Linked DNA regions of Homo sapiens: region 1 is linked to region 2. The links are chromatin contacts, found by Hi-C in ENCODE. All regions are on one chromosome and are shown on one strand. Each heading gives the region's core, a stretch centred on a gene start or an enhancer-like site at or near the end of the contact. The rest is flanking DNA. Distances are from core to core; before and after follow the strand shown. Region 1 overlaps SNX29 (sorting nexin 29). Region 2 overlaps SNX29 (sorting nexin 29).

What was found. A loop is a pair of places that touch in the nucleus more often than their neighbours do. Pooled maps may share reads with other maps.
Region 1: a loop to region 2 is called in a map of IMR-90, with 3 times the contacts of the local background. The contact joins two enhancer-like sites. A Hi-C loop is called at or near these places in 3 of 168 maps with a recorded cell type or tissue (IMR-90, PC-3 and endothelial cell of umbilical vein) and 6 of 50 pooled maps.

What each region holds. Positions count from the first base shown.
Region 1 is chr16:12,390,975-12,394,658 of GRCh38, forward strand. The region is part of intron 16 of SNX29 (sorting nexin 29); the gene reads left to right. Among named protein-coding and RNA genes, the nearest start is that of SNX29-AS2, 20 kb to the left of the region's middle. Within about 2 kb of position 1,982, at least 2 of the 41 ENCODE cell types and tissues checked have a DNase peak (open chromatin) inside an H3K27ac peak, as active enhancers do.
Region 2 is chr16:12,227,616-12,231,354 of GRCh38, forward strand. The region is part of intron 14 of SNX29 (sorting nexin 29); the gene reads left to right. Among named protein-coding and RNA genes, the nearest start is that of SNX29-AS2, 140 kb to the right of the region's middle. Within about 2 kb of position 1,261, at least 3 of the 41 ENCODE cell types and tissues checked have a DNase peak (open chromatin) inside an H3K27ac peak, as active enhancers do.

The DNA.
Region 1 (3,684 bases), core at 732-3,231, 160 kb after region 2:
TCACTCTGTCACCATGGCTGGGGTGCAGTGGCGCAATCAGGTCTCACTGCAGCCTCTGCCTCCTGGGATCAGGCAATCCTTCCACTTCAGCCTTAAGAGTAGTTGGGACTATAGGAGCATGCCACCACACCCAGCTACTTTTTAAATATTCTGTTGAGATGGGGTCTCCCTGTGTTGCCCAGACTGGCCTTAGACTCCTGGGCCCAAGCGATCCTCCTGCATTGGCCTCCTGAATTACTGGGATTACAAGCATGAGCCACCATGCCCAGCCTTACAAATTATCATTGTTAAAGAGCTGATACATACCACAAATACCACAGAATCCAGACAAACATCATAGGTTAATTAATTAACCATCGGGTACTCTTCTCTGATCCCTTTTCTCCTACATTTTTAAGCTGCATACTCTGATAGCCTGTTCAGAAGACAGTACTGTTACATCATTTTCTGTACAGAGAGTAGAAGGATAATTCAGTCGTTCTTCCAGCATGGTGGAACAAAAACTTTCCAGGATTTTGCTTGAAATTTTAAAAGCAATTATATGAAAGAATTTTACAGTGAACACATGTATACCTACCACTTAGAGTCTACCATTAACATTTTGCTGTACTTTATCATCTGTTTTTTTATCCATCCATCTATGCGTGCATCCATCCATCCATTCATTCATTCATCTGTCCATCATTTTATCTTTTTTGGGATGCATTTCATAGTAAATTGCAGATGTCGGTATATGTTTCTCCCAAAATACTTCAGTAGGCACATAGAACTTTACCATCGCCCCAGAATGTCCCTTCATGCCATTTCCTGGTGTTTCCCACTCCACTCTCCCTGAGGTATTCACTGTTCTGATTTTCTTTCCACCATAGACATGATAGTTTCTTTCTTTCGATTTAAAATTGCGTGATTGTTACGTTGATTTTTTGAAAGGTTAACAAGTCATGTACATGGTAAAAATCTACAAGGTGTAAAGTTTTACAGATAGGAATAGATCATCGTCTCTCCTCTGACGCTTGCTTCTCAGTGCCTTCCCTCAAAGGCACCCATGGCTAGCAGGTTCTTACGTGTCTTTATAGAAATGGTTCATGCATATAGACACGTGTGTCTCCCAACACGCTAATACTTCAAGAGGATAGTAGCTCACCTGACACTTTGTTTTGTGTCTAGCTTTTGTCATTTGACATTATATCTTAGAGATCTCCTCCTCTTTAGAGGAGATGCCTGCTGTTCTTTTCATAGCTGCGCAGCCTGGCTATGAGTGTGCTGTGTTTTATATAACCATTTCATTCCTTGTTTCCAGGCTTTTATTACCCTAAGTGGTATTGCAACAAATGTCTTTGTATCCTTGTCTCTGTGCTTATGTTGTCCATCACTCTTTATTTCTTGGAAAGAAAGTAGATGTCCATTCTTAGTGAAGTAGTAAGTTCGATCATTTCCCCATGCCCTTTGCCTCCCACCCTTTCCCTGCTCCAGCCATTCATCCATCCATCTGTCCATTTTTACATCTGCCTGTCTGTCCATCCAGTGGGAACATTCACTGAGCGATCAGATGTGCCTGCCTACCACGTTGGACTCTGAGAATATTGTCCTCTACACCCTTGTTATCTTTTGGGAAAAACAAATGTGTCAAAAACTGATTCACAGAAGTGTGATAGTCTATGTTTGTGTGAGGTTTCAGTGCTGCCCAGAGGATAAAATAAAAATTCTTTAAAGCTCTTATTTGCCAAGTTTTTACTCCTAGCAAAGAATCCTTGACCTCAGCTGTTTTTAAAAACCACAGAGAACAAAAACAACAACAAAAGCCACAGAGATATGATGCCTCTAGTGGTATGTTTGTAAAGCAAATGAAAAAACTAACAGAGAACCCTGAAAGTGCTCCAGAACTGGGGGGCTTTGTCCTGAAGGCGTGGATAGCCCAGGCTGACTTTATGATCAGATCATCAGGCCTGAGCCTGTTGCTTGGCTTGACCAACCAAGCTGAGAGACAGAACCATGCCATTTCACATTCTGTTCCTTATTAAAAGATGAGATGAGAAAGCAAGCGCATTGGTGGGATGGAAAACAGTTGTCATTTTTTGGCAGTGAAAAGGGAGAGCTAATTGCATAAGGGCAGGCTATTTGAAAATAGGGATGAGTGAGAAAGTGACTCTGGAAAACAAATTATGGCTGCCATTTCATGATTGGAACAAAGGTTTGCTGCCTCCATAGGATCTTCCTTGTTGCTTTTCTTTGGAGCAGTGAATCTGAGAACCTGGTAATTAGAAGAAAGAAATAAGATTCTCTTTCTTTGGTTCTTTTTTTGTCTCCAAACTAACTTATCCTTCCCATGCATCAAGATTTTGAATTTGCTACAAAGCAATCTAAAAATCTGTTGGCATTTCAGGGTGGAAACATAGCATATCTTATGATTCATTCATTCATGCATGCATGCATGCATGCATTCATTCATTCATTCATTCAGTGTGTTAGTTCGTGCCTACATGTGCTGGGTTCTTGGCCAGGCTGCAGTGTGTCATGGTGAACAGGTGGGTGTGGTAAGCACATATAGAGCTCTCTGAGCTCACAAGGAGGGTTCCAATCCACAGATAACCAGCGTGGAGTCATTACAAGCTGAAGAATGTGAACCGTAGAGGGTTACAGTGGAGACACTGTTTAGTTCTGGTGGTCTGGGAAGGTGCCTCCTAGGAATTCATATTTTGGCTGAGTCTTAGATGAGAAGAGCTAACCTTACAGAGAGGCTGAGGAAGAGGAGAAGGGAGCAGTAGCTTACAATAATACTTGCTTCGCAGATTGTTTGAAGATTAACTGTGAGACCATGAAGTCCTTGGCACATAGTAATTGTTCAGCACATGCTGGCCTCTCCCTTTACCTTTGTTGATTTTTTCTAATAGGGCAATCAGAGGCTGGTTGTCATGAGGTAGGCAAGGAAGAAACCAAGGTTTACGGAAGCCAAGTGACTTCTCACATCATCAGAGGAAGCCCAGGATTAGAACTCAAAACATGTGCATTTCTGTCTGTTCCTGAGAGCTTATGTACTTGGCTCAGAGTCTGGAGGCTGACCTGTGTTCCCAGAGATGGAAAAGGACCTGGGACTTCCTAGGGGCAAAGCCTCCTAAGTCTTCCTGCAGCAGCAACAGCAAAATAAAATCAGAAAACCCCCAAGCTTTAAGGAGGCTCAAGGTTTTAGACCCAGTTGTGCATCTGTATATGTCTACTCTGGAGCTATTGAGTCCTTTCAGATTTTCTTCACCCATCAGAGGTCCGTTTACCAGCTAAGGCTCTTGAGTATGAATTTGGGTTACTTGATCTTCTGGGCATCCCAGAGGCAAGATGCGAAGAACGGATACTTTGTAGTGGGAGGCAGTATAGCTTAGCAGTTAGAAGAGCAGGCTCTGGAGCCAGACCACCTGTGTTTGAATTCCACCTATGCTACTTACTACCTGAAGGACCTTGGGCAAGTTACTTTTATGGATTATATGTCTCTGTATGTGAAACCACCCCAAAACTTAATGGCTTTTTAAAAAAACTTGGCTATTTTTTTATCTCTCATGATTCTGTGGGCCGACTGGGCTCAGCTGGGTGGTTCTTTTACGTCATGTGGTGTCGACCAGGGCTTGACTGAGCTGGACATCCAAGATGGTGCTCTCATTTATCTGGTAGTTGGTGCTGGCTATCCACTGGGAC
Region 2 (3,739 bases), core at 11-2,510:
GAGGCCGGGCGCGGTGGCTCATGCCTGTAATCCCAGCACTTTGGCGGGCTGAGACAGGCAGATCACCTGAGATCAGGAGTTCAAGACCATCTTAGCCAACATGGCGAAACCCAGTCTCTACTATAAATACAAAAAGTAGCCAGGCATGGTGGCTCGTGCTTGTAATCCCAGCTACTCGGGAGGCTGAGACAGGAGAATTGCTTAAACCCAGGTGGTGGAGGTTGCAGTGAGCTGAGATCCAGCCAGTGCACTGCAGCCTGGGCAACAGAGCGAGACTCTGTCTTAAAAAAAAAAAAAAAAAAAAAAAAAAAGACCGAAGTGAGGTCTCTGGACCAGCAGTAGTGGACTCGTCACCTGGGAGCATGTTAGAGAGGCAGGATGTTGCTGGGCTGGCCCACGCCTGTAATCTCAGCACTTCCAGAGACTTAGGTAGGAGGATCACTTCAGCCCAGGAGTTCAAGACCAGACTGGGCAACACAGTTGAGACCCTGTCAGGAAAAGAAAAGGAGAATGTCAGACCTTACCGTCTCAGAGTCTGCACTTTAACAAGGCCCCCAGCCGAGCTGTAGACACATTAGTGTTAGAGGCACTGAAATGTTCTCGGTCTCTGTAGAGAGATGGACAGATATTGACACCATACTGCTATTCTCCCTTCCACACCCATGGCAGGCATCATTAATCAAACAGGATACTTTTCCCCAATGATCCCTGTCTAAACTTCCAGCACGTTCTCAGCACAGTGTTATAGATGGCCACTTCCAGTTGGTCCGAGTTGGCACTCGAGGTCAGGTTCAGCTGCTTTACCTTGCCTCCAGCACAGTCCATGACAGCAGCAGCATCCTGCTCTCTCTGCCTCTGCTCTGGTCACTCTTACCCCTTTCTTTACAACACAGAGCTTTCTTTTAAAACTACAAATATGCTCAAGATATTTTCCTGCTTAAAACCCTTCAGTGACTTCCCGTTGCAATTAAAATGAAATCCAGATGCCTTACCATGACTTGCAAAACCCTGCCTGACTTGGCCCTGCCCACCTTTTCAACCCTGTCTGGTGCGCAGCTCCCCAACCTATGCTGTTCTCTGCCTGTATCACCTCATTTCAGTTCCTGGAACAAGCCGTGTTTTTCCCGCCTCAGGGCTGGGCTGACCAAAGTCACCGTCTCTTGAGTTTTCCCACTGTCCACGTGAAAAAGCTAGGGGCACAGAGACTTGATTTGCCTGAGGCCACATGGCGAGTCAAGAGCCAGAGGGACTTCATTGCAAAGCTGGTGATGCGGGGCAGGCTGCCTCCCTGCAGTGACCACACGAGGGAGCCTCCACCGAGTCTTCTGACTCCTGCTGCTCTCCCTAAGTGAGTGTCTAGAATGCGCTTTTCTCCCCCACTCCCAAATGCCTTGCAGGGCTTGCTTGCCCTCATTCCTTCACACAGACCTTGGACTTGCCACCTCCTCAGAGAGCCATTCCCTGGCCTGCCAGGATGTACCTTGCCCCCTTCAGCATTCCAGCTATGTTTTATGGAGCACTTGTGACAATTTGCAGTATGTCTTATTTATTCCTGGTTTGAACTTGTTTTCGGTTTCTCCACTAGTCTGTAAGCTCCCTGGTAGCAGGATTCCTGTTTGTGTTATTGGCCTCCATAACTAAAGCACCAGCATAGTACCTGGCACATAGTAGGTGTTCAGTAAATATGATTTGGATGTGTGCATGAATGAATAATGGAAATGGTCAGGCCAGTCCTAGGATTTTAGGCCTGGTCTGGATCTAAATGAACATCTAACCAATTTCCATGTCGTGTATGCGGCTAAGCGAAGAAAAAGAGTGGTTTCATCTCCCTGATGTCAAATGGCCAGTTGGACCCAGCATGAGTTTTTGCCAATGTAGAGATACTTTTGTGACTTATGTCCAGTGGACCACATCAGATGGCCCCAAATAAACCTTCTTCCTACCATTTTTCATCTTTTACAATTCCCTTTGAAGAATGGTGGGGTTTTTTTTTTTTGACTGTCACATGATGTTTAAAGAAAAATCAAGGAAGATAAGTTCCTGCATTCTTCAAAGATCTACCGTCAAAGGGATTTACCTAACAATTGAAGTAGTGTAGAGGGTTGCTGTTCTTGGGGTAGTGCCTTCAGCCAAGTCAAAAGGGATGAACTGAGCTGACGCTGAGGTTACCTCTGCAGTCCGACCTGTACTGGTCAACTGTGCTTGGACCTAGATCACTCAGGTAGCTCAGCTCTGTCTCATACTGGTCTGGTTGGACTTACGAGATAATTCAGAGGAACTGCTTTCATTCTTTCTAGGACAGGGTTCAGCAAACTTTTTCTATAAAAGGCTGGATAGTAAATATTTTTGGCTTTGTTGTCCAGATGGGTCTCTGTCACAACTGCTCAGCTCTGCTGTTGTAGCAGCCGCAGACATTGTGTAGATGAGTGGGCTTGGCTGTATGCCAATAAAACTTTATTTACAAAACTTGCATCAGCCCGGATTTAGCCTCAGGGCCATAGTTTGTACACGTCTGTTCTAGGAGTGTTTAAACGAAAACAAAGAAAATGTAAAAGACAGCTTTCATTAGTTGTCAAAGTTTGCCTGCAAACTGTCTTGAAAGCTTCTGAAGCTGGTCCTTGGACTCAGGAGCTTGTTCTTAAACTTGAGAAACATCATTGTCTGACTTCCCGTTTGGGCAAAGAGTCAAGCCATGATTTATCAGTTGCAATAAATAGCTTGTATTTTTCCAAATAGACAATCACGTTCTCTTCATTAGCAACCCATCTGCTGGACCTGCAGTAGTACTGAGGAAAGATGCCTTGGTAAACACAGTAGCAGGATTGCAAAGTGCAAACGAACCCTCTTGCTTTGGTGACAGCTTGTTTGTGGAAACTGGACCATTCTGCAAATGAGTTCATCGATCTTGCCTAAATACTGGAAGGGCCTGTTCAACATTAGGGGAAATGCCAATGTATTTTGAGACAGATCAAACAAAGCTGCAAGTGGACAAATTTTAGCATTTGTTTTTTAACGAATGAGCAGATGGTAGGCCTTGAATGCCCCAAATGCTTATCTTTGAGTTAGGTTGGGGGGAAAATAGGGAAACCAAATCCAAAGTGAATACGTTAATACTGTGCCATCACCTAGAAACTATTTGGGCTGCACGTTGGAGTTGCAATTGTGACTCTTAAGAATAAAAATGTTTCTCCCTTGTAATAAGTCGTATGTATGTATGTATGTATGTATGTATATATGTATGTACTTACTGAGATGGAGTCTCTCTCTGTCACCCAGGCTGGAGTGCAGTGCCATGATCTCGGCTCACTGCAACTTACGCCTCTTGGGTTCAAGCGATTCTCCTGCCTCAGCCTCCCGAGTAGCTGGGACTATCTGTAGGCATGTACCACCACACCCGGCTAATTTTAATATTTTTTTATTACAGATGGGATTTCACCATGTTGGCCAGGCTGGTCCCGAACTCCTGACCTAAGGTGATCCTCCCACCTCGGCCTCCCAAAGTGCTGGAATTACAGATGTTAGCCAATGTGCCCTGCCGGTAATAAGTCATTTAAACATTAAACTGTCTGATTAGGAAACAGAGGCACAGGTTGATTAAATAGGATGTAAAGGTCCCTGGATTGGGTTGTAAAACTTAGTCCCTTTCCACCATACCATCCAGCTCACTAGGGAAAATGAGGAAAACAGAACTTCGTTTAAAGTATTTTCCCTCTCTGTAGACACTTTCTTAAAAACATAA